Linked DNA regions of Homo sapiens: region 1 is linked to region 2. A link is a loop called in an ENCODE intact Hi-C map of the cell type or tissue named here. Cell type or tissue: B cell. All regions are shown on one strand. Links, peaks and the distances in the headings refer to the core of each region. The heading gives the core; the rest is flanking DNA.

What was found. Hi-C counts contacts between places; a loop is a spot of excess contacts. Peaks named below come from ENCODE experiments on the same cell type or tissue, not always from the same donor. Only the 100,000 strongest peaks of a DNase experiment are listed, where the experiment ranks them.
Region 1: it touches region 2 in a loop (9-fold over the local background); 26 of 110 quality-filtered maps call a loop at or near these places.

What each region holds. Positions count from the first base shown.
Region 1 is chr11:10,554,024-10,570,393 of GRCh38, forward strand. It overlaps LYVE1 (lymphatic vessel endothelial hyaluronan receptor 1), which reads right to left and starts at 14,642. Exons shown (of 6, transcript NM_006691.4): 1 at 14,425-14,642; 2 at 10,180-10,351; 3 at 9,917-10,056; 4 at 6,472-6,777; 5 at 5,793-5,871; 6 at 2,943-5,274. The coding sequence starts at 14,509. The coding sequence ends at 5,088. The region is part of intron 1 of IRAG1-AS1 (IRAG1 antisense RNA 1); the gene reads left to right. In B cell, for the core only: a CTCF peak has its summit at 10,832 (motif pointing right); a DNase peak (open chromatin) is centred at 10,888; H3K27ac peaks cover 387 bases.
Region 2 is chr11:10,728,115-10,740,502 of GRCh38, forward strand. No RefSeq gene overlaps it. Among named protein-coding and RNA genes, the nearest start is that of CTR9, 17 kb to the right of the region's middle. In B cell, for the core only: CTCF peaks have their summits at 7,857 (motif pointing left) and 8,056; a DNase peak (open chromatin) is centred at 7,827; H3K27ac peaks cover 625 bases.

The DNA of each region.
Region 1 (16,370 bases), core at 9,879-12,378, 170 kb before region 2:
GCCTCGGCCTCCCAAAGTGCTAGGATTATAGGCATGAGCTACCGTGCCCGGCCAACAGAATCTCTTTCTCTGACCTTCTCCTGTCCTCCTTTTACCTGCTCCAAGGCAGGACTCTAATCTGATTGTGGGTCAAAAGACCCTCATTGCAGACAGAGTCCTGCCCCATAATCTGGAGGATGAAAAGCTGCACAGAGAGGCCAAGGAGAACCTGAACAGGCAGGCCTTGCTGGGCTTCCCAACTCAGTCTATTAGTATGAGGTCATACCCTTTTTGTCCAATCACATTTCTACACAGTTGTCAATCATGCCTATGTAAAAAACAAAAAGGACAGGGTTTGGAGAGCTTCCGGATGGCTGAACACATGGAGGTTCCTGGAAGATGGCGCGGGTATGGAATCTCTGCACCCCTTCCTCCCTACCTGGCCCTATGCATCTCTTCATCTGTATCCTTCGTAACAACATTTATAACAAACCTGTAAATGTGTTACTCTGAGTTCTGTGAGCAGCTCCAGCAAATTAATTGAACCCAAAGAGGGGGTCATGAGAACCCCTACTTAAAGCGGGTTGTCGGGAGTTCTGGAGGCCCAGTCTTGTGACTGGTGTCTGTGGAGTGGGAGGCAGTTTTGGGGACTGAGCCCTCACCCTGTGGGATCTGACGCTACCTCCAGGTAGATAGTGTCAGAATTTAATTAGAGGACACCCAGCTGGTGTCTGCGGCTTGTTGTGTGGGGAAAACCCCCTTACCTTTTGTCATTGAGTTCTTTTGTTATTGAGTTGATGACTGTTGTGGTGGTGTGAGAGCAGAGGTAAAACAAGGCTCGGGAGTTTTTCTGAAACAGAGGCTTAATTTTTTTTTTTTCAAGCATGATATTTATTTTTTGTCTTTTTTTATTATTATACTTTAAGTTCTAGGGTACATGTGCACAATGTGCAGGTTTGTTACATATGTATACATGTGCCATGTTGGTGTGCTGCACCCATTAACTTGTCATTTACATTAGGTATATGTCCTAATGCTATCCCTCCCCCCTCCCCCCACCCCACGACAGGCCCGGTGTGTGATGTTCCCTACCCTGTGTCCAAGTGTTCTCATTGTTCAATTCCCACCTATGACTGAGAACATGTGGTGTTTGGTTTTCTGTCCTTGTGATAGTTTGCTCAGAATGATGGTTTCCAGCTTCATCCATGTCCCTACAAAGGACATGAACTCATCCTTTTTTATGGCTGCATAGTATTCCATGGTACCTGTGTGCCACATTTTCTTAATCCAGTCTATATTGACGGACATTTGGGTTGGTTCCAACTCTTTGCTATCTACAACTAGAAATACCATTTGACCCAGCCATCCCATTACTGGGTATATACCCAAAAGATTATAAATCATGCTGCTATAAAGACACATGCACACGTATGTTTATTGTGGCACCATTCATAATAGTAAAACATTTTCTTTTTGGTGTGAGAGACCCTCCCATTCCTTAGTAAAAACGTATTTACTTGCATGTTATTATTGTCCTTACAAACTTGTTTTTCCCTAGAGCAATTGATTTTGCTTTAGGTACTAGCTGAAGGTCTAGAGGCAATACAATTTAGGATCCTTGTCTAGAAATCAATATGATTCAATTCTTTTCAAGCCAAATGATATCTGTAGACTCCAGTTGTGTGCAAGCCCTGTGTGGAGCCTCAAGTCATCTGCGTTAGTCCAGCTTCCTATTCTTGGAAATCAGCTTTGCTTGATTGGACCTATATTGGCATGTTAATGTTTGATGGTGGCCTGGCCTTTATAAAAGCATACAATTTTGCAGATGACTCCTTCTCAGGATAGAGTGTCTTTGCTCAAAGGAGTGGATTTATTCTGTGTGAGCCAGGGAGGCAGGCATGAAGAAGGGGCATTCTGAAAGGGCAGGGAAGATCCTTTGCACCAGCTGAAAATGCCATCACGTGGCTCTCCACCTGCCTCTTTTGAAGACTGGCTGTGGCGAGGTGGACTGTAGGTCTGAAGTGGGGAGATCTCTTGCATTCTTCCAATTTCTCTTTGTTCAGTGGAGAATAAAGAAAATTTAAATAAGGAGGAGATTTCTAGACCAAGCCCTAACTTTAGCTACCTGTGACATTGGTAGCTTCATTTTATTTACTCTGTGAATGAAGGGTTTAGAGGAAATTATTCTGGATCCTTCTGAGCCTTATATTTTCTGACCCTATGAACTGGCTCAGGTAGGTCTTTGTTGAGGCTGGTGTCTACATCAATGAGGAGGCAGTTCTCAAAGTTCTTTAGTGGTTCTCTTTTTCTCCTTGTCATTGCCAACGGATTTAAGATAGATTCTGTGAAGTTGACACAGGAGTCCTAAGTTGTTTTCCTTACTTCACCCCTGTTGTTTGTGTTAAGTGTCCAATCTCAAGCTTGCATATTGGAATAGTTTACATTTCTATATTGTCATTTGCAAGAGAAGCACTGTGGAGTAGGGAAAGGAGCATGGGCTTTGCAGTCACTCTGACCTTTACCATTTAACTAGACCTGTGACCTCAGAAAGTGATTTAACTTCTCTAAACATCCAGTTTTCTAATTAATAAAAATGGCAGTAATTATCCTCACCTCTCAGGGAAAGTGTAGAGATTAAATGAGGCAACATGTAAAATGACTGTCACTTAGTAGATGCTCCATAAATCAGCCAGCCCACCCTTCCTTCCTTCCTTCCTTCCTTCCTTCCTTCCTTCCTTCCTTCCTTCCTTCCATAATCATGGAAGTTACATTCTTATCAGTATGTTTGCACATGATATTTGGGCTATTGAGTGATTTTATGTGGCTGGGCAGGGTTTTCTCCTCCCCACTTCCTCCTCCTGGATACGGCACAAACCTGTTTAACAGGAGAAGGTGGTAGCATTCTAATATGTAGTAGATGCCCACAAGATGGGAGATGTGGTGTGGGAGATCTGTTTTTTTTTTTTCAGCTAACACACAGAGGGAAGATCACTACTTAGGCGCTTTCCCTCTTTTCTTCTTTACTCCCTGAGAAATGGATGAAGCTGATAAAGCTTAAGGACTGACAAACCAGTTTCAAACTCATAGACCTACTGGGGCAGGCAGGTGATATATATGAGGGACGTGGGCTGGGTGTGAAGAAAAGGCCACAGTGTTACAAAGTTCATAGGAAAGGGCACCTTTACTTTGGCATGAGTGTGCAACAGAGAGTCATGAGGACTGTGGTGAAACAAAAAGAGCAGACCCCATTGAAAGGGGACAGCTGCTACTCAGTATCAGATAATGATTGCTATGAGGGAACATGGGTTCTTTACTTCCAGATCTTTCCATTTTTAGAGGGAACCCAGAAATGTAACCATGTGAAATCTCTTGATTTTTAATGCCTGGAAATGAAATCAAATTTTAAGATTATACTCCGTGGGCCAACCGGAAAAGATTATGCCAGCAGGTTGTGGCATCTGGGCCGAAGGAACCACGGAGCTGTGGGGTCACTGGTGAGGGGAAGAAGACAATTAGCAGTCTAAGCGGGAGGGAAAGAGAAAACTAGAGAAGCAGGGCGGTCAAAAGTGAGACGAATGAGCCATCCTGGATCTCTGGCTCCCTGGTGAATTCTGAAATGGATGGAAATGGAGGGCCAGCATCTCTAGTAAAGGACTGTTTAATGTGTATGTACTTGGCCAACTCAAAATAAAATGTTTGGAGCATGAATAGCCCCATATGATATATGCTGTTTGGTTGACATATGCTTGTATTTTAACAACCAACATTGTCCCTTTTATTTTTGCAAACAATATGATATGATCTGGTCCTCACTTTAATTTTACATGAAAGGTATAATGCATCTACGTAAATAAGAAAGCAAAGAAGTTTTCTAAATGCTTTAATTTTTTGTCACAAATATTTCTGCATCTCTCAGTCCCTTCTTGTTGGAAAAAGGAGGGCTAGTGATACATTTGTTAATGGCACTTTTAAAATGTGCTTTGGTATATAGAGGTAACAATGTACTTCTTAGGTATGTTAATAATAAATTAAGGTTATAATGGTTGCCATATTAGAGAAAATGAATAAGATTAGTCTCAGCAAAAATAAAAATTAGTTTGGAAGTAGATAAGCTAGAAATATCAAAACTGAAAAAAATAGCTTCCCAGATAGCGTTCTACTATGTGCAATTTTTTGAGGAATAATATTCAATTACAGAGTGTAATACCTTGCACAGCACTTGACATATAGTAGCTATTCAGCAAATGTTTGTTGAATTTTATTACTTTTTAAACAAATTACTGAGTAATCTTCCTTAGTAATCATTTCTGTAACTCAGATAAAAATAGAAATTTATAAGAGTTTTTATTTTTGTTACTTGTAAAAGTATATTTCCTAGAGAAAATATCAGCAGTGGTAGAGACCAGAAAAAGTAAGTGTGTGTGTTCTAAACAGTGATTCCAACTCAATGTGTTCAGAGAAAACACTTTGACCCTGTCTGTGTTTACAGTCCCTGCTGACAGTGTACTGTCGTATCCTCAGCCTTGTTCTATTTCTTTATTTTAGCTTTACAGAGATTAGGTCTCAAGTTATGAGAATCTCCATGGCTTTCAGGGGCTAAACTTTTCTGCCATTCTTTTGCTCTTACCGGGCTCAGAAGGACATGTCAGGTGGGATACGTGTTTCTCTTTCAGAGCTGAAGAAAGGGTCTGAGCTGCGGAATCAGTAGAGAAAGCCTTGGTCTCAGTGACTCCTTGGCTTTCAACCCACCTAGCCTCAGACAGCCAGGAGGCCTTTTTACCACTGGATACTGATGAGATGTTTTAGGTCCTTGCACTTTGCAAAACTCCTTTCTCCCAGTGGGATATTATTAGGACATAGCCAGGCTAGAAAGGCCGTGGGAAGCTTTGGAGGTAGGAGGATAGGATCCAGACAGGGTTACAATAAGGAGAAGGGCATTCTCTTTGGTGCACTCCATAGTCCAATGGCAGTCCTGAGCTGATTCCAGTTAGGAACCAAGGGTGGACTTTCTTCTTTGGTTCTTTGGCCCTTTTGATTTCCCCAGCTGGGGCAGGGTAAGGAGCATGAAAGAAACCAGCCTCAGGTGTGTCTCCTCATTTCTGTCTCATCTAAACTTCAGCTTCCAGGCATCGCACGGTAGTTTTGCTTGGACTCTTGGACTCTTCTGGGTTTTTATCAGTTTTCTTTGATTCCTCATTAGGGTTGCTATCATTGGCCTTCTCCTCCTTTACTACTTTGGTTTCGATCATTTCCTTCTGCTGATTCTTGTTTGTAAAAGGGAAGGCCTTCACATACCTTTAGGCAGAAACATGAAATTAAAGTGAGAGACTCTCACACATAACGATAGATAACACTTTTTGGCCATGGTACATATTGGCACAGTACACTGGATACCTTTATTTCAGAGTGATGCCAGCACATGCATGCTCTAATACATTAAGACATCACCACCTTAATGGATTCATTTAAATTGGACAATATGTTTGCAGGCCAGACTTTAGGCTGACCACATAACTCTTCCAACAAAAACAAAGAACCAAAAATCAAATAAAGCATATAAATTTTCCCCAGATGTCAATTTTTTTTAATTTCTTGATTTTCAAAGGACAGTCATTGACTGATGGCTGGACGACATGCATGTCCTGAAATAGAAAAGATTGGGCTGAAGGGAAAGAGATGAGATGAGGGAGAAATTTATATCAGAGGACTGCTATCTCCATTTTGATCAGCAAAATGCCAACAGTGACCCTGAAAAAGCACAGGATAGAAACATGACAAAGATTACAAGACTAGCAGTGCACCAACAACCCTACCTTTTGACATAGCAAAATCCAAGACCAGCTGCAGCACCAAAGAAGAGGAGAGCAAGCACTAGCAGAGCCGTGGGGACACCTGCAAGGAACAGAGACAAGGCCTGTTGGTCCTTCACTTAAACATTGTGTGTAATGCTCATTGCATGATCCAGGTGATTGAGACAGTAGACAGTACAGGAGAAAAACCTTCTCTGTAGCCCTTTATGATATTGGGCCCACACCAGCTTCTTTGCTTCATGCTTGTAGAATCATTGGCCTTGCTTCTCACACTCTCAATTCTATCAGTTGCAATATGACAGAGTTCATTTCTCCTCCATGGCCTTGAGACCTACTCTAGTCAACAAGCCTGCCTGAGAAAGAGATGACTAGAATAAAGTCATAGGCCTTTAGGGTATATATTTTAAAAAGAACTTATGCATAGGAACAGATAGTGATTTATTTTTAAAAGTCTTGAGTTTTCAACAGTGAAATTCTTTTATACTTACACTTTTTAGCTTAATCACTAAGGTTCTTTACAGCTCTCAGATTCTATGACTTCATGAAAGTTGAGTTTGTGTTAAGCTTTTATTAGTATTTGACAGGTCCTGAGCGCCTCATCTAAAGACAGGCAGGATTCTATGAATTATCTGTTATACATGAACATACATACACACGTAACATAGACACAGAAACCATTTACCTCCAAACCCAGCAGCTTCATTCTTGAATGCTGCTTTATTTTCAACAAATGGTTCAGTTTCTGTAGACATGGTGCTAGTTTCCATAAAAACTTCTGTGACACAAATCAATTTTTTTCTCCGTGGAATAGAAGTGGAAGCTGGAGCAGGAGGAGTAGTAGTAGGGGCAGGTATTGTAGAGTAAGGGGATGCCACCGAGTAGGTACTGTCACTGACAATAAATTCTGTTGTTTGTGTTGCAGTTTGAGTGTTGAATATGGGATCTTTGGTGGTGATAATTTCTGGAATGCACGAGTTAGTCCAAGTATCTGTTGGGATAGGGAAACATGGAATAAAAGTATTGCAACAGCCTCCTAACTGTTCTTCTTGCCTCTAGTCTTACTACCTCCAAACCCCTTATACCGCAGCTGGAATGGTCTTTAAAAAGCAAATCTAACCATATCACTTTCTTCCTTAGAAGCCTTCAGTGGCTATCTTTGTTGTATGGCCTACAAGGCCTTCTGTGATTTGGCCCCTGCTAACATGCCAGCCTCATCTGCTCTTTTTCTCTCATTGCCCCTGCCATACTGAAATTACTTGAAATTCCTTGATACACTTTATCTTACATCCAAGCCTTGCACCACGATGCTTTATTCACCTTTATGACTCTTTGCCTCTCTTTATTTAGCTTACTCTGACTCATCCCTCAGGTCTCAGATTGACCCTGTCTTTCTCAGGCAGACTTGTTGACTTGATTGGCATATGTTCTTGTACTTCCTTGTCACAGTTCTCATTACACTGTTCCCCACTGGACTGCAAGCTCTCTGGCAGCAGAAACCCCGTCTGTCTTGGTCAGCATGGTATGAGCACTGTGTGTGGTACATAGCACATGCTCAATAACTATTTGATGAATAGGGAAGGAAGGAAAAGGGAAAGGAAGGAAAGTATAGATTGGAAGACCAAATATACACATGTGGTGTCACTTCAGGACAAAGATATGCTAAGACCTGATATTTCTGGGCTCATTAAAAAAAGAAGTGAACAAAAAGGGACCAGGAGAGGGATAAGGGTTTGCTTTCCAATCTGTTGCATGTGCTAGAGAGGAAACACTTGTTAAAGCATCTTAATCTGAGTTGACCATGGCAGTAAGTGTTTAAATAGGTATCTCATTGAACAATATTACTAAACCCTTGTTTACACAGGAGGAAACTGAAGTTTAGAGAAATTGAATAACTCGCCCAAAGTCACAGAGCTAGTAAATGGCAGAGCCATGCAATATATTATAATATAAATTTGCATCTATTTTAAGTCCCTAATTATTTGTGGCAGTGGGTAGCATCAGCTGGGGTTGGGGGGTGGGCTAGCAGAGGGATAGCATTAGAAGAAATACCTAACGTAGGTGACGGGTTGATGGGTGCAGCAAACCACCATGGCACATGTATACCTATGTAACAAACCTGCACATTTTGCACGTGTATCCCAGAACTTAAAGTATAATAAAAATAAAATAATAAAATAAAATTATCTCTGGAAAAAAAGAAAAGAAATACATGGGATGGGAGTACAAGTTAAATGAAACCATGAGGAAATAGACAAATCCAAGTCCTCTTCCTCTGGCTCTTCTCTGTTTAGTCAGAGGGCTGGGTATCATCACATTGCCAGCTGGCAGGAAGGCAGTTAAAAAGCAAAGCCATTTGACAGGCATGGGCTGGCTATGAGGTATGCAGGCATATGTAGCTCACCAATTCCCCAGCCAGTGATGATAGACCAAAGAGGCAGAGAAGGGAAGGAAGATGGGAAATACACTGTTAGGAGAAGCCCTATGTTTCAGTCTTGATTCTGCCACTAACTGACCGTAGGACCTTGAACAAGCTAAGCCCGTGTTCTGAACTGTAGTTGTTTCATCCATGAAGTGAGGGAACTGGTCAAAGTTTCTCCATGGGCCTTTTCTGTGCCAAAGCCCTCTGGATCAGGGAACTACTTGGATCCTATATTGCCTTTCTGGGACAGTTTTTGCTAATATTGGCTGGTGCACATTTATCTCTCGGATCTTCGAGAATGATCTTGAAATCTATCCTGTGTATGACCTCTCAGCCACCTAACCTTCAGAAGGTCAGATAGATGAGTATGTGTGAAAAGTAATAATCAGACAGGGGTCCTTATGACAAACTGAGAGCAAGTGAGTATTTAGTAAAAGAAAAACTTTAGGAGAAGTACTTAGGTGAAGCACTTGGGCTAAGGCAGCCAAGGTCTTCAAGCAAGGTTAGTGGGTGACTTCATGACCACGAACAAATCAGTGCTGCCCTCCAGGTGTCAATCTTTTCCTTCATAAAGTGGAGACTGGGTCTGGTTCTTAAAATTATAAAGGAATGTGGAACAGTGGAAAGAGTGCGGTTTCAGAGTTAGACCTGAGTCTGAACCTTTACAGTAATGAGACGTTAGACAAATGTGTTTACATCCTTTGAACTCGGTTTCTTTTTTTTTTTTTTTTTTTTTTTTTGAGACGGAGTCTCACTCTGTCGCCCAGGCTGGAGTGCAATGGCATGATCTTGGCTCACTGCAAGCTCCGCCTCCTGGGTTCATGCCATTCTCCTGCCTCAGCCTCCCGAGTAGCTGGGACTACAGGTGCCTGCCACCACGCCTGGCTAATTTTTTGTATTTTTAGTAGAGACGGGGTTTCACCGTGTTAGGATGGTCTCAATCTCCTGACCTTGTGATCTGCCCGCCTCGGCCTCCCAAAGTGCTGGGATTACAGGCATGAGCCACTGTGCCCGGCCTGAACTCGGTTTCTTTATTTGCAAAGTGGGGATGATAAAGCATATCTCATAGGGATCTGTAGATTCCATATAGGTGGAAGCAACCAACCTTGGATTGAAAATATTTGGGAAAAAAAGAAAAATAACAATACAACAATAAAAAAGCAAATAATACAGTACAATGACTGTTTACATAGCATCTACATTGTATTAGGTATTATAAGTAGTTTAGAGATGATTTAAAGTGTACAGGAGGATGTGTGTAGGTTATATGCAAATATGACCCCATTTTATATCAGGGACTTGGGCATCTGTAGATTTTTGTATATGATGGGGTGCCGGAACCAATCTCCCACTGACACTGAGGGACGACTGTGCATCACTTTGTCCATAATGGATGCATTACATACATCTGTACCTTTGTTCCTTCCCTTCTGCCTGCTTATCTTATAGGATGCAGGGATGGTGGCAGTGGTAATTGAGCCTCCTGAATGTCTTCTCGTGTGTTGCCATTCAGTTATATCTCTCCTAACTTTTTCCTTTGAGGGGCATATTGCCACCCCTAGCCTGGCCAGAGAGACAGTGTCGGGAGAATTAGATGGCCGTGGCTGTGATTGCTTCTGCTGCTGCTCAGGGTTACTCTTCCCAGACAGGTCTCAGAGTGAGAGATACCCAGAGAATGCCACGTGGAAAGGTTGCAGATCAGACTCACCAGATGAGTTGTAACAATAGGCTGCAAACTGTCGGCTCACTGGAACCTTCCAAATCAGGACACCCACCCCATTTTTCCCACACTTGGGGTTTGGGCTAATCCTAGAGATGACCACGAATCCATCTCCAACCCAGCCATAGCTGTAAAAGAATACACACTAGTTGAACAGAAAAATGATTAGAAGGCTTCATCTCTATTGCTGAACAAGAACACAGAGCTAAAAAAGAACTCCAGCAGTGACAGTGAAACCAGCTTTTTCTCACCTGCAAGTTTCAAAGCTAGCTTTCAAGGCTGTTTCAACTTGGTCCTTGCCGGCCAAACTTAGTCCCAGCAGCCTACAGGCCTCCTTAGCTTCTGTGAAATTCAGCTGCTGGTTCGCCTTTTTGCTCACAAGGGTGATCCCCATAATTCTGCATGACACCTGGATGGAAAGCTCTGCAAAGGAATCACATAGGTCCTCAGTTTGCTGCTGTCCTTGTTTCCAGCCCTTAGACTCTCCTTCCCAGCAGAGTATATCGTCCTGATGCGCAGGGAGGTCTATCTGGCTGGGACTGGGGTTTAGAATAACAGGACACAGACCAGGCATTTTCCACAAGGACCATCTGCTGGGCTAGATGGATGCTTGTTCTTGTCCAAGCTGTAAATGTCGCCCAATCAAAATCTATCCCATCCCACTGCATTAAGATGCCTTGCTCACCATATAGGGGCTTTGGCTACCTGTTGTTGGGGTGCAGTCTAAGGGATGCAGTTACTGCAAACCTTTCTGGAGTCTGTAAAATGAAGCATCTGAGACTTTGAGAAAGATAGAATTCAGGGCTCTAGTTCATAGAATAGTTAGCAATACCCCAAACCAATGTGGTTTGGGGACACTACTATTTGTGAGATGGGCTGAAAATGTCACACTTGTTATAAAAGAATGTGAGTGCTCTCAGTTCCAGGTCTTTTGGCCACTGGGGGACAGGCTTACTCAGAAGTTCCTGGAGGAGCTGGCAGTAAACTTTGAATGGCAGAAAAACTAAATGAAGAAAGCAGAATTTTAGAGTCAGACTTGGGCTTAGATCTAGCATATGTCATTTGCTAGCTCTGTGACCTTAGCCTAGATACTTCATCTCTTTAATCTTCAGCTCTTTGAGCCTCCTTGTTTATAAATTCAAGGGAGTAACAGTGTCTACTGAATAGGGTAGTGAAAGTTAAGTGAGTAAATTCTAATACAAATGTTTAGCATAGTGCCTGCCACATGGTAGGTGCTTAATAAATCCACATAACATTATCATTATCGTTAAAGCATTTTGGTTTTGGTCTGCTAATGATTGATTACCCCACAGAAGCTGAGGCTGTTGAATAGGTAAGATATGAATAATATTTCTACTCAAAATCTAATGGATTTGGGAATTCTTTTGAACCCTTTTCTCTGGGTTCTGGGATGTACAGACCTGTATAAAATTGCCAAGTTGTATTGTATTCAAATACATTATTCCTACTGGGCTTCATCCACAAACATCCATAAAAGGGCATTTAAATCTCTCAAGTAATTGCTTGTACGCAGCTCTGTGTATTGGATGCTCAGTCAAATGCTTTGACCACTTCCTAGGTTGATATCTAATGGAAGTTTCTTTTTGAAAACATGGAAGGAGCATTTCTAAGTCCTCCATATGAACCTTGCTGTGGTGGCAGATTAGGAGCACACACTCAATTATGCCTGATTCTAAAACCCCAGTTCCTCTTTTTTCCTTCTTCTTTCCCAAGAGATGGATCTTGCTATGTTGCCCAGGCTGGTCGTAAATTCCTGGGCTCAAGCAATCCTCCCACCTCAGCCTCCCTGAGTAGCTGGAACTACAGGTGTGCACCAGTATGGCCAAGCAAGAACCCCAGTTCTTTTTTTTTTTTTGAGACGGAGTTTCACTCTTGTTGCCCAGGCTGGAGTGCAATAGCGTGATCTCGGCTCACTGTAACCTCCACCTCCTGGGTTCAAGCGATTCTCCTGCCTCATTCTCCCAAGTAGCTGGGATTACAGGCATGTGCCACCAAACCTGGCTAATTTTGTACTTTTAGTAGAGACAGGGTTTCTCCATGTTGGTCAGGTTGGTCTTGAACTGCCGACCTCAGGTGATCCACCCACCTTGGCTTCCCAAAGTGCTGGGATTACAGGCGTGAGCCACTGTGCCTGGCCCTTTTTTTTTTCTTTTTTGAGACAGAGTCTCGTTCTGTCACCCAGGCTGCAGTGCAGTGGCGTGATCCATGCTCACTGCAACCTCTGCCTCCCGGGTCCAAGCAACTCTTGTGCTTCAGCCTCCTGACTAGCTGGGACTACAGACGCGAGACACCATGCCCAGCTAATTTTTGTATTTTTTGTAGAGATGGGGTTTCACCATGTTGGCCAGGCTGGTCTCAAACTCCTGACCTCAGGTGATCCACCCACCTCGGCCTCCTAAAGTGCTGAGATTACAGTCATGAACCACCGTGCCCAACCCGGCCCCCAGTTCTTAACAATGACACTGTTTTACCTTTCACAGTGCTATAAGGAAATGAACACACACAGACACACACACACCCCTAGGCTGAACTCCCTGAACACACCGTTTGCTCTGAAATTTGGCTCTTTTAGCTCATGAGCTTGCTATTGCTCAGGTCTCTTATAGCTACTTCTTTGGGAATGGATTGCAGAGGTTTATTTGTCACATTATCAATTGGTCTTACTACCCTCTCATCATATGTCATTTGTACTCTAAATACTATTATTTAGAGGAGTGATAGACTTATTCTAGGTGGATAGACTTAGCTTTGAATATTTTTTCTATTGTTAACTGGCTGTTGCGACATCAGGCAAGTCAGCATTCTCATCTGAAAATGGGGATGGATATATCTTCTTCACATGATTTTTATCAGAATTAAATTAGATAACTTGTACCTAGCAGAGGCGGGGCCCAGTAGGAAGTCAACAACATTAGTCATTTTATGCTTTCCTATTTCATTTAGGGATCAAAAGAGGGAGCTGGAATTTAAGGGAGTACTCCAGTAACTCCTTCCTTAAGATTTCTCAGGAAACAGCAAACATAGTAGAAATAGTGTATGCTTAGGAGTTAGATATAAGGATGTGGAATCAGATAATAGCATATGCTTAGGAATCAGATAGGGCTGAATTCAAACCCAATATTTATTATGTACTGCCTGCATGACATTGGGCAAGTCACTTCACCTATAAACTGTCTTTTTGAGAGGATTAAATGAAATTGTATATACACACCTAGCTCTGGATCACTATATACTTGGCCCTCAAATATAGTTCCCACCCCTATTCACTTACCTTCATCAACTACTTTATTCTGCAGTCATGGTTATGCTGACTTTTGGTTGTTTCCAAAAATGTAATTTCCCTAGAAAATCTTTTTCCCTTGCTGAGGATAGTCCAGAGTGTGATGGAGTCATTTTCAAAAAACAGTGTCCAATAGTTTGAATAATGGCAGCATTGTGGGGAAAAATAGTCTCCCCAGAGGATTTCAAAGAGGACCAAACTTATTTGAAAGTAACAGTATTTTAAAAAACTAATCATATAACTCTGACCTTTCTTATAAAATGTAATGCAACAACATATAAATCAACTCTGAATGTCTGTTTCTAGCATATTTTATATCTCAGGTCATCTTCCAGCATAGGAACACACATTTTCCTATTAAAGTGCTCAGATTTTCATTTGCCCAGAGCTGCAATGAGTGATTTGTGGTTACAATTTTTTTGCCTACAGTGCAAAATGAGGTTTCCATTTAGGCATCTCAAAAGCCCAGCGATCACTTTAAGTCATTCCTTTAGTAGACAGCCGATGGCTTAATTTTCAAACTTATATTTTTACAGATTTTTTTCAGCTAATTTGCTATTTACTGAATATTTTTTTAAAACATTGCACCTCATTCATGGTATGATAAAATCAAAATTAAAATAATTATGCTAACACTCCCAAAAAACATAAAAACAGGCCAATTTTAGTGAAAGTTACCCATTATTCCCAAGCTTAGTGATTGCTTTAAATTTTTTACAATCATGGTTTGCGTCTTCAATGAAATACTTAAAAAAAAATTATTACTTCTGGATGCAGTGGCTCATGCCTGCAATCCCAGTACTTTGGTAGGCTGAGGCAGGACGATCACTTGAAGCCAGGAGTTCAAGACCAGGCTGGGCAACAAAGCGAGATCCCATTGCTACAAAAAATTTAAATACCACCCATACAAAAAAGAGTAAAAATCAAATGGTTTCTCTTCAGTGTTTTATTTCAAAATGTCCTCATTAAAAATATTCCATAACCAAAAGTAAAAGTCCAGATGATACAAACGTAAATGTCAATCATTTTGGTGAAGTTGACAATATGGTGGTACATTTTTGGCAGAGCAGTACCACCAATTAGACCTGCTGTTGACACTGAGGGTCACCCTCATTCCCAGAAATCCATAGTCAACAGCTTAGGAGGCTTAGGACTGAAGCCTTGCTTCAGTTTGGAAATCTGGTGAGAAACCTACCTTCTGCACGCAAAGAGCCTTGGACCAGGAGCCTCGTGGTCCAGATGGAAGTGAGAAGCAACACCAGGCTGAAGCACCTGGCCATCGTGCCTACCCCTTCAGAGCCAGGGAAACACCTCAGATGGCCACTGGTGATATGAGAGGCAGATGCTCAATAACTAGTCCGGATGGAGAGTTCTGGAACTATGTTGAGGCTCACACTCACTGCTCCACTTCATAACCGAGACATCCGGATTTCCCTGCTTTCAAGCTTCTGACTTGTCAAGGTCACTGGGGGAAATGAATGACGTCCCTTGAACGCCCAGGCTGTACTTTGTGGATGGCCTTCTGGAAAATTTAGCTAATGCTGACTCAGAAAACACACAAATGAGGAAGGCAGATAGCACAGTGTGAACTGCTAAAGGTTCTCCCAATTCCCATATTCCCTGCTGTTCCTCCTCCCCCAGCAGCTCAGTTCTCACACCATTCACTGTTACTGCCTGTGGAGTCCATCGTTTATGTACTCCTAGAAACATCTCTGTCCCTAAAGGAGACTGAGCATAGGTTGTGCCTCTTTTCCTCCCGCAATCAGTGATTTTTCCACCCAGCTGTTCGGCCTTGTGATCTGCAGGGTATGATGCTGAAGCTCATGAAAGTAAATGTCCACTTAAATACTGAGTCTAGAACCTTCTGCCTTCCTTTGAGTCTCCTTTTACACATTTGAAATCTCTACACCACTACAGGTGATTCCTTTTTCAAAGAAACCAGGCACATATAAACATTCACATTTACATAACACAAGTAGGAGGGCAATTTACAAAATTAAACATTTTACACTTTCCCCAAGGATTTTTAACTTTACAATAGTAATCACCACAGGGGTCTTTTATGAAATAACTTTCTCTTAATAACTCCTTTCATATTCTGGTAGGCCAGAATTCAAGTCAGACTCCACCTTTGTTGTTCGATGAACATGAGGTTTATCTGTGCTGTGTACCAGCAGAGTGTATTCTATGTTTTTCCAGCCGGATTTTCAGTGGTTTTTGCTTCATGGTAATTATGGAGTTCTGGCTTGTAAGCAATGTCTTGGGCAAAGGTTTATGAGATTTTTCCAAAATGAATGTCTTTTATAGGAAAAGTATATGGATAACGAATTCTTTTTTATATAAGTGGTACTGGTCATAAAGTTAGATATTTGTGTGAAAAATATCAATAACAAAAAGAGAATCTGCTCTAAACAAATGCAGGGAACTTCTAAAAGACCAGGGTAACAGCCCTTACACATCTCCAATACCGACCTCATGATCTGGGTGAGCACAAGCCCCAGTTTCTCAGAAACATGCATGACTCTATCATCACAGCACCAGGGAGGCAGACAGGCAGAGTCCTGGCCTCTTCATGATTATTCTTAAAGCCTAACACCATGCCCGAAAGAGAGCTAGCTTTCTAGCATTTGTTCACTTATTGCAAAAAGAACGAAGGAAGACAGGAAGGGGAAGAATGAATCAGGGAAGGCAAGGCTTTGTGTCAAGGAGGAGAATGAGAGTCACAGTGATCACCAGCCATAGAATTTCTGGAATACCAATGAAGAGGCCTTAGAAAGGTCGCTGTGCCAGCTTTCTATTGCTGTCCAACAAATTACCATAGACTTAGCGGCTTAAACAGTACTCATTTATCATTTAACAGCTTCTATATGTCAGAGGTCTGAGTGGGCTCAGTTGGGTCCTCTGCCCTGGGTCTCACGAAACTGACATTAAGGTGCTGGCTGGGCTGGGCTCTTACCCAGAGGCTCTGGGGAAGAATCCACTTCGAAGCACATTTGGGTTGTTGGCAGAATTCATTTCTTTGAGGTTGTGGGAATGAGGTCCCTGTTTCCTTGCAGGGTGTCAGCCAGGGACCATTCTCTTCTCCTAGAGCCCTTCCATTTTCAAAGCAGCAATGACACACTGAGTCCTTCTCATACTTCT
Region 2 (12,388 bases), core at 6,812-9,311:
CAGAAAAAAAATGCACGAAGGCACATACACACAGCACTTGCATGTAATAACTTTAAAGATTGAAAGATGAATTAGATCCAAGCCTCTGCCTTCCAGGAGCTGACAGTCTTGCAGAAAAGGTAAACAACAATAAGCAAAATGCGTGTCAATATAGATGAGAAAGTGACTCACACTTTGAAGGGCTGTGGAGCTTATGTATTTTGAGTTCAGGGAGACGGAGATCAGGTTGTGAGGTAAAGAGCCCAGCAGAGGGCAAAGGACTCAGCCCTAATTGCTATTCAGGTGTACTCCAGCTGTCTGCAGAGGGCCTCTGCTCCTCAGTACCTAAGTGAGATGGCCTTAGACTTCTGAATCCCATGGACTGGAGATTCAACACCCTCCCCAGTACATCTGCTGGTCCCCTGGGAGGACTCGTAGTCTCCTGGTCTTTTTACCTCTCAAAACTCTGGCCTCCTCTCACATCCCTTCTGTCCCCATAGTACGTTCTCCCCAACATAAAATTCAGTCACTTCGTTCATTTCCACAACAAAAAGTTGACCACCGCAAGCATTTACACAGGCTTTGCAGAAAAATGGGGTGGAGGTGGGGTTCCTGGAAAAGGGCCATATAATACCACACCTCGCTTTTGCCATCTGCTGAGTCCTTCTGCCTTCTCTCCATACTTTTGTCTCTTTTCTCCTCTTTTTCAGGAGCAACTCAAAAAGTTCCTAAAGCTTTAGTGTGAGAGGACACTGAGGGCTGGGGTGGGAGTGAGGTGGGGGGTGTGTGAGTGGGGGGAACTACCCTCCTTGCAAGCCCTTATCAAGGCATCTTTCCAAAACACACAGACTGATTGCTCCAAGAGGAATTTGGCAATAAAAATCTCTCCATGCCACTTATATTGGTTAGCTGAAAAGACAAAATCCACTCTGGCCAGATTAAGCAAGAGAGGATTTATGACAGAGTATTAAGTGTCTTACAAAACTACTAGGAGGGATTTAGAAGAGACTTTAAGTTGAGATTTCAGCAAGGCTTACCCAAATGAAACCTGGGTCACGTGCCAATAAGGGGGCTGCTAGGTCGCCTCTGACCAGGACCGGCCCCCAGCAGAATGGATGCCCCTCGCCTCCCAACGTCATGAGGACGGTGACAGGGCTGCAGTGCCAGTCCCCTCACGGCAGTGCCCGCAGAAACAGCGGGAGCAGCAGGCAAGGGTCTTCGTTGGCTTCCGCCCAAATCTCACACAGTGCGTCTGATTCGCTGAGCCTTAACGCCCTCGGACCCCTGACCGCATGGGAATCTGGGAAACGTAGTTTTTAGCTTTCCAGCCTTCGCACTACCGGAGAGTTCACTAGAAGGCAGACGTAATAAAGGTTGAGTGTCAATCTACTGTGTACAGATAAACCACACCATATCATTTTGAATGGGGGGAGAGAGGAAGAAGGTGGGGGGGAGAAGAGAATTCGCTTTTATTAGGCACCTACTGTAAACGACGTAACTTATATCCCTCAATTCCTATAACACGATGAGTAGGCCTTATCACCACATTAAAGATATGGGAACTAAGGCTTACAGAGAATAAGGTTTTTTTGCGGGTTTTGTTTTTTTTTTGTTTTTTATTTTTTTGAGACAGGGTCTTGCTCTGTTACCCAGGCTGGAGTGCAGCAGCACGATCACAGCTCACTGCAGCCTCAATTTCTCAGGCTCAAGCGATCCTCCCACCTTAGCATCCTGAGAAGCTGGGACCACAGGTGCACACCATCATGCCCAGCTAATTTTTAAATTACTTGTAAAGATAGGGTCTCATAATGTTGCTCAGGCTGGTCTGAAACTCCTGGGCTTAAGTGATCCTCCCACCTTGGCCCCCCTAAAGCACTGGGATTACAAACATGAGCCACCACACCCAGCCCATACAGAGGATGTCACCTTTCCTCCAGTCACATCAATACAGCTGCATCCCAGGACAGTAGGGGAAACTCCAAAAATCGTACAAGCTAAGGAAAGGTAGCTTAGCTTATAGATCCATCTATTAGGAATTCCAAAAGTTCCACACGGTCCCCACTTTGCTGTCCTCTGTGCACAAGTTCCTCCTATTCTGACCATCCTGATCGTCTCAGGACCCACCTCGTCTTCCAGCTTCTGTCTGAGGCAGCCATCAGGGTGACACTCTGCTGGGCTGGCATGCCCACTGACACCCTTCCAGAAGCATAGAGGCAGCTTCTCAGAGGACTTCTTCTGGTAGGAGCTTGTGGCTGTTTCTTACAACATCATGGATGATTCAGGAACATGGGTGTGCAGTGGCTTCATAACTCCAATCCCAACCTCAGCCTCTGCAGAGCTGTCCTGCAGCCTCATTTTTGTCCCCCACACATTTCATCACAAGAGAGTAGTCTCCACCTTCCCCACTCAAGCAGTGGCTTTGGGTTTGAAGTCGGCTTGTCTGTCAGTTGCCAACCATGCTACAAACTTGACTAATCTCTGAGCTCCAACCTCAGGGCCCCCACTTGTAGTTTCTCAGAGAAGTCAGACTTGTCTTCCTCAGACGTATATGGGCCTCCCAAGTGGGCTTCAATTCCTCAGAACCTTCCTCGATGTTCTTTTGTGCAGAGAATAACAGAGGCCGGTCTCTTCACAAGCCTAACATGAGAACCTAATGGGGCCAGGCGCGGTGGCTCATGCCTGTAATCCCAGCACTTTGGGAAGCCAAGGTGGGCAGATTATTTGAGGTCAGGAGTTCGAGACCAACCTGGCCAATATGGTGAAACCCCATCTCTACTAAAAATACAAAAATTAGCCAGGTGTGGTGGCGGACACCTGTAATCCCAGCTACTTGTGAGGCTGAGGCAGGAGAATCGCTTGAGCCCAACCCAGGAGGTGGGGAGGTGGAGGATGCAGAGAGCTGAGATCTTCCCACTGCACTCCAGCCTGGGCAACAAGAGTAAAACACCTCGAAAAAAAAAAAGAACCTAATGGGATAATTATGAGATGCCCTCATACATGTTTAGACCTCAGTAAATCCCAATTGTTTGCCTCTACTCCCTTCCTGTGGTAGGCCACTTCTGAAATGGTCTTGATGATCTGGATAGTCATGAAACCGCCTTTGCAAAAATTTTAACTGAGAAATTTATGACAGTGAAAGAGATCTGACCTAACTGACTCCATCTTGCTTCTAACCTCCAAGCTGTCCGTGTTCATTCCTGGGCACAGGCCGAACTAACTTTGGGAGGAAGTCAGTTTATAGTTTAACTTTGAAATAAAGATGATAACAGCCCTTTCCCAAAACAAACCCCCTTCCTGCCTGGGAACTAGACTGCCTTTGCAGGACTAACAAATTTGCCACAAGATTAGAAATTGTGGTTTAGGAGTCATGCAGCTGGAGGCTGTAAGATTCTGAACCTTCCCAAATTGCATCCTGGGGCTAACATCACTATTGTAAAGCCTAAGATCAGTGTTTGAGATATTTTGCAGACCCTGCCCTCAAAGGATGAGCTGGTACCACCCAGATTGATAAACTGGCTCATCCAGTCATGTGGCCCCTACCCAGGAACTGACTCAGTGCAAGAGGACAGCTTCAACTCCCTATGACTTCATATCCCACCTGACCAATCAGCACTCCCCACTTCCCGACACCCTACTCGGCAAATTATCATTAAGAACCCCAATCCTCGAGTTTTCAGGGAGACAGCTTTGAGTAATAATAAAACTCTGGTCTCCCACACAGCTGACTCTGTGTGAATTAAACTCTTTCTCTATTGCAATTTCCCTGTCTTGATAAATTGGCTCTGTCTAGGCAGCAGGCAAGGAGAACCCAATAGGCAGTTACAGTCACATCTTGGTGTGTCCCCTCATGTGTGTGTGTGTGTGTGTGTGTGTGTGTGTGTGTGTACTGTACAGAGTGAGTTGCTTCTAACATAATAGGACTAAAGTGATGGGGTGTCACTTCTGAGATTAGGCTATAAAGGACTATGACTTTCATCTTCCTTGCATCTTCTCTCTCTCTCTCTCTTTCTCTCTCTCTCTCTCCCTGCTAGCTAGGGAGTCAAGGGGGGGTACCCAGGACACAGAATTGAAGAAGACACTCCTTCTCTGGCCCATGCAAGTGCAGGGTCAGCACCTGAGAGTGAGTGTCTCTTCAAATGCTGTGCCCCGAGTGCCTTGCCTGCCTCACCTTCCTTCTAGCCAGCTCCCAGGGCAGACCTGACCTGCACCCCTATCCCAGCCTTGACAATCTCTGAACAGGTCCTGGCCAAGCATGGTGATCAGATTTCCTACCTCCTCCAGCTTGATTTCTGGGCCAGATGTCAGAGATAGGGGGCACCCGGATCTCTGAGAACCAGCTCTTCTGTGCCAGGCTTCCTGGCACCGAAAAACCAAATATATTTCAATCCCTCTGTCCTCATGTCTCCATGATGGATACTGGTCTTTTGTATAGTCAGCAGGTCCTTCTCCTTTCATACCAATAGACAATGACAGAGGTAGTCCGAGTCGAAGCCCACCGCACTTCCCACCAGCTTGCTCCCAAGCGCCAAAAACAGAAAAAAGCACTGTGCATGAGCTGCTTTCCCGTGCCCTCTCAGTATGGCGTAGTATATGAGCATGGCAACGTTTACCAGGAGGGGATTTTAGAATGCCTCCGAATCTTCCAAGCACTATGTATTTTAATGTGTATGATGACAGCTATCATTTGAGGGATGCTAGGCACTATGCTAAGTGCTTTACTTGTGGTTTTTGGTTTGATTTCCTCAAAGACCTTAGGAGGTAGGTCTCATTTTTAAGGTCTTAATAGGTTTATTAACCTATTAAGTTAATAGGTTAATAGAAACTCAAGTCTTAATAGGTTTATTAACTTGTGTGAGATCACGGTTAATACACCGTGGCCCTGGGACTTGAATTCAGTCTAGCTGGGCTCTAAGCCTGTGTGCCCAGCACTATGCCACACTGCCTCCCCAGCAGAGTTTGACTTTCCAAGGCCCACTGGGCTTCTCCTTCCTACCATGATCAGAATCCTGGTATAAGAGTTTCTCTGCCAGGTGCAGTGGCTCACGCCTGTAATCCCAGCACTTTGGGAGGCAGAGGTGGGCAGATGACCTGAGCCCAGGAGTTCCAGACCAGCCTGGCCAACATGGCAAAACCCCATCTCTACTAAATACAAAATTAGCTGGGTGGCGGCTTGCACCTGTAGTCTCAGCTACTCGGGAGGCTGAAGCACAAGAATCACCTGAACCCCAGAGGTGGAGGTTGCAGTGAGCCAAGATCGTGCCACTGCACTCCAGCCTGGGCAACACAGTGAGACTCTGTCTCAGAAAAAAAAGAGTTTCTCTATTCTCCCCATCCCCCCTCTGTCACTCCCATGAAAGTTTAACTAAACATGAGAAGTTAAGTAAACATACAAATAAAACTTGCCTTCTACCTCTTTAACATGTCCCTTCCCGAGAAGCCCACCTAGACCAAATCACAGGCAGGAGGCCGCTATGGGGGTGGCAAATGGCATTCTGTTCTGGAAGGGCAACCACAAACTTTAGAGCCAAGAAGCCCTGGCTTGGAAGCCCAGTTCCACCCCTTTGTAGCTGAGTGGGTGATTCTGTCTCTGAGCCTCATTCATAATCTGTAAAATGGGGAAAGCAATGCTCACTTTTTAGGGTGCTTAATTCACTCATTAAATGAATACATTTAAATATATATAATATATACTGATATAATTGAATATATTATATATATAAATAATAATCCTGTGCCCTGAGAGCCACCATGTCAGCCTAGGTTTCCTGCTCTTTGAAATTTCCAAACATTGGCTGGAATCTCATCTTGGCCTCTGCAAGGAACAAGATCTATTTAGAGATTTGTTACAGATTTCAATTGTGTCACTTTCCTTTTTAAGGCAAAGCGGCTACAGTGGGCCATGGTTTTAAATACTATTTTCTTCTTCTCTGTTATATGCATAAGGCTCCAAGAACTGTGTCAGGTGCATGCGGTTACTTTGAGGACCAAGAGGACAAAGGAGGGGGAGGAAGGAGCAGTCCTCCTTAAAGAGGAGGCTGGACCCCTCCTGGGCTTTCCCATAAAAAAGTTCTGGGAGCAGTAGATCCATTCTGAGATTTTCAGGTATAAGAAACAGAAAATGGCCGGGCGCAGTGGCACCCACCTGTAATCCTAGCTATTCAGGAGGCTGAGGTGGGAGGATTGCTTGAGCCCATGAGTTTGAGCCTATAGTGAGCTATGATCATACCACTGCACTCCAGTCTGGGTGACACAGTGAGATGAAAGAAAGGAAGGAAGGAAGGGAGGAAGGGAAAGAAAATCCAACTTGAATGCCTTAAACAACCAAAACAATGTATTGGTTTACAAAATCTAAAGTTTAGAGGTAACGTGGGCTTCTGGCACGGGCTGTTGAGAGCTCCCAGTGTTTTGGGGGCTGCAACTCTGCTTGTCTGAAAGTTTCTCACCTCTGCCTCCCAGTCAGCTTTTTCTAAACCAGCCTTTCCTTGAGGTAGCACAAGGCAGCTGACAGCGTCCAGGGCTCAGCGCTTCCTCACTCATGTCTGGGGGATCAGTGTGGTTGTATGCCCACCCCTAAAACAATCGCAGTGGCCAAGGGAATGCCAAGGGGGCAGGGATTATGTTGATGGGTTTAGGCCAATTGGAACTGACCCCTGAAACTAAGAGTTGGTTTGATCCTAGACTTAAACCACAATAGGATGGGGGAACCTGCAATGGCAACTGCAGATATTCACCCCAAAGACCCTTCTTCAGTGTGGGTGTGGGTGTGGGTGTATTGTGTTGTGTCAGTGTGTATGTGTGATGTGTCAGTGTGTGAGGTGTGTGTTTGTGGGTATGAGAGTGTATTGTACACATGATGTGACTGTGTAAGCATGTATGTTGTGATTGTGCATATAAGTGTGTGTGTATGTTTGTATTAGTTGAGAAGACCATATGCTGGACTAAGTGTGCCTTGCATTATTTTTTAAAATTTTATTTTATTTTATTTTATTTCAATAGTTTTTGGGGTATAGGCGGTTTTTGGTTACATGGATAAGTCCATCAGTGGTGATTTCTGACATTGTATTGCACCCGTCACCCCAGCAATGTACACTGTACCCAATATGTAGTCTTTTATCCCTACTCCCCTCCCAACCTTCCCTCCACCCCCACCAGTCCCCATTGTCCATTATATAATTCTTGTTGGGGCCTTCCATTCTGACTCTGCTGCTACCACCTTGCTGGCCCCCAAGGGTCTCCCCCATCCCCCAACCCTCGCCCCCGTTTATGAGCAAAATCCCTTTTCCCCTAAGCATAGATGATAGGGTGGAAATTTTAACAACTTTCCTAACGAAAAAGGAGAAGAGAAAGGAAATCCATTCAGAGAGCATAAGAAACCTAGAAAATCATTTCTGACAATGTATGTCCCTGAACCAATTATGACCTCCTATTTCCCCCACTCAGCTGTCTCAGAGCCTTCCCAGCTCCCTGCCTGGCGCTAACTGCTGGAGGCCACCCTAGGACGTTTGTCCCCTAGCAGCCAAGGCCAAAAATCTCATTTGCACATTTGTACTCACCATTCCACCTCAGGGCCCTCCGTCACCCCCACCCCCGTCCTCTGTCCTCTCCTCCCGCCTCCTTGGAGAAACTTAGTGACATTTCCAACAAGGGCCCCACGGTAAGAAAGACGGCTTCCTTATACTCTGTGGTGAGGATCAGCACATGTAAACACAAATAGGAACGTTGCCTCAAGCGCTCCATCAGCGCACTCTAGAGTCCTACAAAGGATTAGACAAAACAAGGTCATCTCCCCGAGTCCCAGCCCAGTGCCTGGCCGCCCACCCCTTGCTCCGCCCAGGGCCTGCTCCCTCCGGTGATCCCAGTCCAGTGCAGCCCTCTGCTGCCCTCTGCTGGGCCCTTGCCTACACAGCCCCGGGGCTCACCAGCCACCAAGAACACCGGGGGCTCTTGGCCAACCTTTTCATGTTCCTCTGTGATCTGGAGGCTGGAACAGGTTCACCAATACTTTCACCCACCCATCACTTCTCAGTGTGCTGGAACCTGTGAACGGTTTCCTAGTCGTTCAGAGTCTCATGTCCTCGATTTTTTTTTAAAGCAAAACAGAGGTTATAATCCCTACCTCACAGGACCAGGGTGAAGATTAAAAGGGCTTATTCATTCATTTATGAGTCATATGTTTATTGCACCTCTACTATTTGCTAGGCACTGGGTTGGTACTAAGGATACAAAAAGAAACTATCCTTGCCCAAATGGCGCTCACTGTTCTGTATACACAAATACACAGTTGTGAATCATGATAAAGGAACTCAGTAAGATGCTGGGATAGACTAAGACAAGGGGAAGCTTCAGGGAAGATAAGGAGGCAACTTAAGCATGAACACGAGTCACATCCAAGGGATAAGGGGTTTGGGGTGGGTATTCCAGGGAGAGGCACAAGAAGGCTGTCGTGAAGGTCCCAGAAAAGGTGATAGAGGTAGGGAGTAGCTATAGCTGGAGGTTAGCCAGAGGGGGCAGGGCCTCGATGAGAATGGAAAGGGATTTGGACTCTATTCTAAGTGCTGTGGGAGCCATGGAAGGGTTGAGAAGTGGGGTTGTGAGGCGTTGGCTCACACCTGTTATCCCAGCAGCTTGGTAGGCCGAGGTGGGCAGATCACCTGAGGTCAGGAGTTCGAGACCAGCCTGGCCAATATGGTGAAACCCCCGTCTCCACCAAAAAAATTAAAAAATTAGCTGGGCATGGTGGCATGTGCCTGTAGTCCCAGCTACTCAGGAGGCTGAGGCAGGAGAATTGCTTGAACCCAGGATGGGGAGGTTGCAGTAAGCCAAGATCACTTCACATCACTGAGTGACAGAGGGAGACTCCGTCTCAAAAAAAAAAAAAAAAAAAAAAAGGCCCGGCATGGTAACTCACACCTGTAATCCCAGCACTTTGGGAGGCCAAGTCAGGCAGATCATGAGGTCAGGAGTTTGAGATAAGCCTAGCCAACATAGTGAAACCCCGACTCTACTAAAAATATAAAAAATTAGCCAGGCGTGGTGGCAGACACCTGTAATTCCAGCTACTCAGGAGGCTGAAGCAGGAGAATCGCTAGAACCCGGGAGGTGGAGGTTGCAGTGAGCAGAGATCATGCCATTGCACTCCAGCCTGAGTGACAGTGTGAGACTCAATCTCAAAAAAATAAAAATAAAAATTTAAAAAAAGAAGAAGTGGGATTTGGAGATCATGCCCTCCAGCTCTCCGTACCACACCAGCTCACCAGTGTCCTGCAGACTTCTTCACCTCCACCCATCTCGAAATGCTGATGCTCCTCTGGGCCTGGTCCTGGGCCCTCTTTTCTTCTCTCTCCACACTCTACTTCTCCTCCATCATCTCCTGCATTCCTGTGATTTTGAATAACATTCCTATTTGGATTGGTGTCTCCACCTAGACCCCTCCTTCTGGCTCCAGATCCACACATATCAAAGAACCACCTGCCCACTCTCAGCTTTTGGATTTCCCAGATCTGTCAAACTTAGTGTCTCAACCCTGATTTAATCCTGGCTCTGTCACTCCCAAACCTGCCTTCCCCATCTCAGCAAATGTATCACTTGCTCACTTGCTGAGACTTTATAATATAGATAAGCCCAAATATTTACACATTTACGCACACACACACGTTTTTTTGTGGAGACAAGGTCTTGCTAAGTTGTCCAGGCTGTTCTCAAACTCCTCAGCTCAGATCATCCTCCTGCCTCTGCCTCCCAGAGTGCTAGGATTGTGGGTGTGACCCACTGCATCCAGCCGATGATATTTTTTAAAGTTCCACATCTGTCCCCTCCACCTCCACATAACAGCCAGAGTGACGATGTCATCCTCTGGGAAATTGGAGTATGTCAGTTTCCTACTTCAAATTCATTAACTGCTTCCCTTTGTGCTTAGGACAAAACCAAGCTCCTTACCATGGTCTACGAAGTCCTACAAAATCTGGCCTAGCTTCCCCATCCCATTTCACATCCTTCTCTCCCTCGTTTAATGTGCTCACCACTGGCCTTTTTTTCGTTTAACCTCCTGTATGCATGCCAAGCTGTTTTCTTCCTCCAGCTCTTGTACATGCAGCTTCCTCTACCTGGAATGCTCCTGCCTCATCTCTGTAAAGCTGGTTACTTCCTACTCTTCAAACGTCAGCCTACCTGTCACCTAGTCAACAAGATCTTCTCCATTTGCCCCATCCAAAGTATGTCCACTTCCAGGTCTACCCTGATATCAAAACATATTTTGAAACTCCATTAAGTAAACCAATTTGATATAAGAGAAGAAATCAGTGGAACCAAAGAAAAATCAGAAGTAGACTCAAATGTACAGGGAATTTAGTGTAAAGTAAAGGTGAGATTTCTAATTACCTGGGAAAAGAGAGATTAGTAAACAAATGGTGATAGTACAGCTGGTCAGTACCTGTTAAGATGACAAGGGCGAGTTCCTCTCTGACTCCTTAGCCTAACAGTGTTAGTGAATCAAATACTTGTAAAAAAAATCATAAAATATCTTAGAATGTGGATCAATTTATTACAAATCTAAGAAAGGTGAGGACTTTGTTTGAAAAGCCCAAAACTCGAAGCAATAAGGCAAAAAATTAATAAGTTTGTCTAAGTAGCAATCTAACTTTGGTACAAAAAAAGAAGGAAAAATAAAACAACTAAATCAAAAGACTCAGTTCAAAAATAAGGAAAACAGTCCCAGCACCTTGGAAGGCCCAGGCAGGTGGATTGCTTGAGCCAGGAGTTTGAGAACAGCCTGTACAACACAGTGAGACCCCCTATCTCTACAAAAACAAAAACAGGGAAAATATTGAAAACATATTTGTAAAAGAGCTTTTTTTCTTAACATAAATAGAACTGACACACATGAATGCAACAACAACAAAAAAGAACAAACTAATAGAAAGTTGTGCAAAGGATAGAAATGGTTTATAGAAAAACAAATTCCAAAGACTGTAAACATATGGAGAGATGCTCTACTTGAGGTATAGTAGAAGAAATGCAAATCAAAATAGTGAGAAAACGTTTTCTTTCCACTTAAACTGGTGAAAGTCTTCCCGAGTGCTGGCAGGAATATGAGGGAAGGAATACCGCCACCCACTTTTAATGAGAGGGTAGTACAACTGATGCGATCTTATTGCACGTTACTTTGACAAAATCTATCAAAATGTAAAAGGCACATATCCTTTCACATAGCAAAGAATTTAGAAATAGTTTATTATAGCTACAAAACTGAGCCATATATATGTACAGGAATCTTCATGGCAGAATTTTTATAAAAGCCAAACCCAAAGTGTTCATCAAAAGTACCTAAATGATCCATCATCCATCATCCACATGACACAATACCATACAGTGATTAAAGAGAATAAACTAGGCCAGGCATGGTGGCTCACATCTGTAATCCCAGCACTTTGAGAGGCCAAGGTGGGAAGATTCCTTGAGGCCAGAAGTTCAAGACCAGCCTGGGCAACATAGTGAAACTCCCATCCCTACAAAAAATTATTTTTTAAAATTAGCCAGGCTGGGCATGGTGGCTCACACCTGTAAACCCAGCACTTTGGGAGGCCGAGGCGAGTTGACCACTTGAAGCGAGAAGTTTGAGACCAGCCTGGCCAACATGATGAAACCCCATCTCTACTAAAAATACAAAAAATTAGCCAGGTGTGGTGGCACACGCCTGTTATCCCAGCTACTCCGGAGGCTGAGACACAAGAATCTTGAACCCGGGAGGTGGAGGTTGCAGGGAACTGAGATTGCGTCACTGCACTCCAGCCTGGATGACAGAGCAAGACTCTGCCCACCTTCCTCTCCACAAAAAAATTAGCCAGGTATGGTAGCACATGCCTGTAGTCCCAGCTACTTGAGAAGCCAAGTCAGGAGGATTGCTTGAGCCCAGGAGTTCAAGACTGCAGTGAGTTATGATTGCACCACTGCACTCCAGCCTGGATGAGAGTGAGACACTGTCCAAAAAAAAAAAAAAAAAGTAGTTCTGGATATGTGATGTGGAAAGATTTTTAAGATATGTTAAGTGAAAAAAAAAAGCATGGTGTAGAGGACAAATTATCCCCTTTGTATAAATTATAACACTGACACATAATGTAGGTAGATGCAATTTTTTTTTCTGGAAAGAATCACAGGAAAGTATGCTTTTAGGGAGAGAAAATTGGATGAGAGGGAAGAAAATTGAGTCTCTGTTTTCATTTTCTATCTTTCTAAAGTAAAGTTAAAGGATTTGAAAATTTTTACCTTGGGTTTATATTATTTTTTGGCTTGAATTTTTTAAAAACCTGGTGCTCAATTGTTCAGTATCAATTTATTGCCTCTCAGCTCATGGAATGAGCCTTTCAATGTATGCTCTGCCCTAGGCAACAGATTTCCTCTAAGTGTCTCTCCC